Regions from separate parts of the Homo sapiens genome. Here region 1 is linked to region 2. A link is a loop called in an ENCODE intact Hi-C map of the cell type or tissue named here. Cell type or tissue: endothelial cell of umbilical vein. All regions are shown on one strand.

What was found. Peaks named below come from ENCODE experiments on the same cell type or tissue, not always from the same donor. Only the 100,000 strongest peaks of a DNase experiment are listed, where the experiment ranks them.
Region 1: a loop joins it to region 2, with 8 times the contacts of the local background. A loop is called at or near these places in 1 of 110 quality-filtered maps.

The regions. Positions count from the first base shown.
Region 1 is chr9:15,500,081-15,502,580 of GRCh38, reverse strand. All of the region lies in intron 3 of PSIP1 (PC4 and SRSF1 interacting protein 1), which reads left to right. Among named protein-coding and RNA genes, the nearest start is that of PSIP1, 9.6 kb to the left of the region's middle. In endothelial cell of umbilical vein, no CTCF peak of the experiment used is centred here; a DNase peak (open chromatin) is centred at 1,200.
Region 2 is chr9:15,640,993-15,643,492 of GRCh38, reverse strand. The region is part of intron 7 of CCDC171 (coiled-coil domain containing 171); the gene reads right to left. Among named protein-coding and RNA genes, the nearest start is that of CCDC171, 89 kb to the right of the region's middle. In endothelial cell of umbilical vein, a CTCF peak has its summit at 943 (motif pointing right); a DNase peak (open chromatin) is centred at 972.

The DNA of each region.
Region 1 (2,500 bases), 140 kb after region 2:
TGTCCTAAGTTGGGCACACTGGGACATGTCTGTAGTCCCAGCTACTCAGGAGGCTGAGGCAGGAGGATCCCTTGATCCCAGGAGTTCAAATCTGGCTTGTAACATAGTAAGACCCTGTCTTGGGGGGTAAAAAAATTAAAAATAGTGCGCTTACTCTATGTTGGTTTCAGTTTCCACTCTTCATATACAGTTGGCCTGCTGTATCTGTGGGTTCTGTATCCATGGAGTCATCCTGTCACAGATTGAAAATATTTGGGGGAAAAAGATGGTTATGTCTGTAGTGAATATGTATAGATTTTTTTTCTTTGTCATTATTACCTTAATGCAATGTAACAACTATATAGCATTTACATTGTATTAGGTATTATAAGTGATCTAGAGATGATTTAAAGCAGCAATGGAAGACAGTTTTTTCCACGGGGGTTTGGGGGGATGGTTTTGGGATGAAAACTGTTCCACCTCAGATCAGCAGCCATTACTTAGATTCTTATAAGGAGCACTCAGACTAGATCCCTTGCATGTGCAGTGCACAGTAGGGTTTGTGCTTCTGTGAGGATCTAATGCTGCCACTGATCTGACAGGAGGCAGAGCTCAGGTGGTAATGCCTCCCTCCTGCTGTGTAGCGTGGTTCCTAACAGGCCACGGACGGGTACTGGTCCTTGGCCAGGGGGCTGGAGACCCCAGATTTAAAGTATATGGGAGGGTGTGCGTTTTATATATATATATATATATATATATATGCTGTTTTATATAAGGGACTTAAACATCTGTGAATTTTGGTATCTGCAGGGGTCGAGGAAGGATAATCCACAGTCTTACGGATACGGAGGTACAACTGTCTAGTCAAAGAGATCTTTATATCTCAGTCAGATCATGTCATTTCACTGAAAACCTTCAGTGACTCCCTATTTTAACATTAGCAGTGAATCAAAACCAAAAACTACCTACAAATGATATTTATAAAAACCTATACGAACTAGCCCATGCTTACCTCTCCAGCCTCATTACATTTTTCACCGCTTTTTTCTATTGTAAAAATAAGCCTCATCTTATCTCAGGTCTTTTGTTTTCCCTTTGCGGGGAAGGTTATGCCTTCGGATATTTGAAGTCATTTAGATCTTAGCTCACATCCTCCTCCTCGTGTTTATTTTCCCCACTGCAACAGTGACTGAATTTTTTTTTTTCCCCTTTTCTCTTTTTTTCACCCACACTCGAAGAGCTGGATCAGCAGGGACCTTGTCTATCTTGTCATCATTAACTTAAGTGCCTGGCACTTAGTAGCTGTTAAATAAATATTTGGTGATTGAAAGCTTTGTGCACTAGATAAAGTCATTTGTTGATTATGCATTTGCTGTCCATTAGCCAACGTTTATGTAGAGCAACTAGATCAGAAGTTTGTTTTTGAATACTGACTGCCATTTACCTGCTATATAACCTTGGGCAGGTTACTTATATTTGTGTTTTTTTTCTTTGTCATTTGTAAAGTGGGGATAATATTATCTTGCCTCAGAATCTTGGGATGCAAATAAGACATGACATGAATAATGCTTAGAACAATGCTTGGCTATTATTTATTTAAAATGTTCAGCTTTGGCAAACTTTTATTTCATTTTGGGAACAAGAGTTGTGGGGATTTACCCATTTTTCCAAGACTTCTAGTAGTATTTATTAAATTGAAATGAAGCTCAGTTTGAGTTTTGGTGACTAATTACCTTTGCTAATTCAGGGACTATTCCTACCTAGTTCTGTATCTTAGAAGTCTAGGAAATTTAAATAAAGATATTTTGCTGTTTTTTCCTCCTTACTGCTCTTAATTGTCTTAATGCAAAGAAGTTGGGTGCTCAGTTTTAGGAACTTTAAATATACATCACAGGCTGTTTTAAAACCCGTCTAATTTATAGTTTTAGGAGTGAAGGTCAGTGCAGAGGTACTGATAGTGGTGACAAGAAGAAAATAAAGTAATGAATCTTAGGATAGGATTTTTTTCTTCTACACTAGTTCTTCTGTACAAGTTTCATAGCTGCACGTATTGGTGTGGGACTTGTATGGTTTCTCTTAAATTTTACACCAAATAATGAGATGAACTGTTTATTCATCTCTTTTTTTTTTGGAGACAGAGTCTTGCTCTGTCTCCCAGGCTGGAGTGCAGTGGCAGTGGCGCAATCTCCGCTCAAAGCAAGGTCTGCCTCCTGGGTTCATGTCATTCTCCTGCCTCAGCCTCCCAAGTAGCTGGGACTACAGGCGCTCGCCACCACACCCAGCTGATTTTTTGTGTTTTTAGTAGAGACCGGGTTTCACCGTGATAGCCAGGATGGTCTTGATCTCCTGACGTCATGATCCTCCTGCCTCGGCCTCCACAGTGCTGGGATTACAGGCGTGAGCCACCACGCCCAGCCCTATTGATCTCTCTTTACCAGCAGGTTCATGAGAAATAGTGCGTGCATATTCAGTTGTCTGTTGAATAATTTTTCTGTTATAGACTAATACATGCTATTATAAA
Region 2 (2,500 bases):
TCATTGTGGAAAAAAAGTTATTTCTAAATGCTGACTTTGAAGCCTTAGAACAAGGGTCCCCCAGAGGTTGTAGGTATAAAGCATGATGCATACTGTAGCAGAGAAATTATTATGTTTAGCCCACACCAGAATGAGCATTATCCCAGATGGGCCCAATGCTAATTTTTTCTTTAAGAAAGTATAAAGGATAAGGTTCTTGCCCTTAAAGAACTGAAGTCAGTTTTCTCAGTACCTAGTATACTCATTTTAGTTTCTGTAAGTCAAAAAAAAGTCTAGCCAGTCACAAGGAAATAGCCCATAGGATTGAGAATAAATGATTTTAAAAGCTAGCAAAGGACCAAAATCTCACAAACCACAACTAAAGAACTTACTCATGTAACCAAACACCTCCTGTTTCCCAAAAACCTATGGAAATAAATTTTTTTAAAAAAAAAGCAAATAAAGGGCACAGAGAGAAAAAAAACAAGGCTAACAATTTTAAAATATTTTCTCAGATTCCAAAAAGCATATATGCTTCTTTATCAAAATGATAGTCATATATTTTGTTAAATGCAGAATATTCAGTGATTCTATAATGAATCGAAAATTCAAGTTTTCACTTCTTGTATATATATTAATTAGTTAATTAATGATCTAGTTTTCACTCCAAAAATCAAAAAGAGGTTCTGTTTTTCCTGCTTAGAGCAAAACACAGGGGGTTGAAATAATAAACTGGAGATCATGTCTTTATTTTCACAACTTCTCATTTTAAATGAAATGTCAGAAAATTATAAGGTGCTTATTATTACTGAAACTATCAATTACTCAGTAAGGACAGCAAAAAATCTTCAAATCTTTAAACAAACTCCTTCCAAGAGTAGGGTTTGTTGATAGACATAATGAAATTTAAGCCTTCTTAATAATTTTTTTAAATCTTCTAGTCCAATGAATTAATTCTCAAATCCAGCAGAGGGTGCTAGAGGAACATCAACATGCTGCTCAAAAAAATTTTTTCCAATACCACCTAGGAGAACTAGTGTAACATTCATAAACTGTTTCATAGGCATCCAATCCTAATGTAATCAACAAAGAAAGGGCAGAAAGCGGAACAAAATTCTGGTTAAAATGCATATATATATATATATATATATATATATATATATATATATACACACACACACGTGTATATATATATATACGTGTATACATATGTGTATATATATACACACACACATATATGTTCATATATATACTACAGGTTAATTTAACTATATACAGCTTTGCCTATAATACAGGTATTACACTGTATTATGTACTATACACTACGAACAACAGTCCTTTTTTTTTGTTTTTGAGACAGAGTCTCACTCTGTCTCCCAGGCTAGAGTACAGTGGTGCAATCTCAGCTCACTGCAACCACCTCCTGGTTTCAAGCAATTGTCCTGCCTCAGCCTCCTGAGTAGCTGGGACCACAAGCACACACCACCATGACCAGCTACTTTTTGTATTTTTGGTAGAGATGGGGTTTCACCATGTTGGCCAGGCTGATCTCGGACTCTTGACCTCAAGTGATCCGCCCACCTTGGCCTCCCAAAGTGCTGGGATTACAGGCGTGAGCCACTACGCCTAGCCAAACAACAGTTCTGTATGTAACACAAAGTTATCACATATTTTGTCATTTATAAGCTGACTGCCATGTCCTTTCCTACAGCAATGTACTGCCAAGAGATTTTTATTTTAGTAAATAGTAGGTGTTACTCTACCTCTTTTTTGGTGTAATTTATATCTCACTAAATCATATTAAGCCCAATTAGATCATCTAGTACACTTAAGAAAAGGGGGTTTTCAGTCTTTCAAGAGGGCAATATAGAGAAGAATGTCTCCTATCCAACCCTTTGATACATGTTACTTTATTATAAACCAGGAATGAGCTGAAGACTCCAATTCAGCAGCAGAACTAACCAAACATACCCAGATGTTCTCCACGTCACATTTGGTTCTATGGTTTCCATGGGCCTCTTCCAAAAGTTTCACAAAAGTTATGAAAACATATGTGTACAATGAATGTGCTGAAAGATTGAGTAAACAAAACAGTTTCTACTACATTCTGTTATCCCCAAATATATTCAGCTTAGAGGATTTGAACTTAAAACAATTAGTCAAGAAGAAAAACTGAGATATGAAATTTAGTCCACCAAAATAGACATCAAGAAAAATGAGATGAATTATCATGAGTACATACTAGTTAATGATTTCCTCAGGAGTGTGTTGTATGTTAGTTTCCTCATTAGTTGCACAAAGTTTACCCCAAACGTATCAATAACTTGTATAAATAGAAAATGATTATTTTTCCAGATTTTATCACCTGATAATTCCCTTTAATAGATGTTTTCATAAGTAATAAATATAGTAATAATCCATCTACAAAAAGGTGATTCCAAGGGACTGAATCATCATAGACTGATTAATTCTACGATGCTTATTTTAATGATAAGTGTATTTTATTTTGTTACATTTTAAT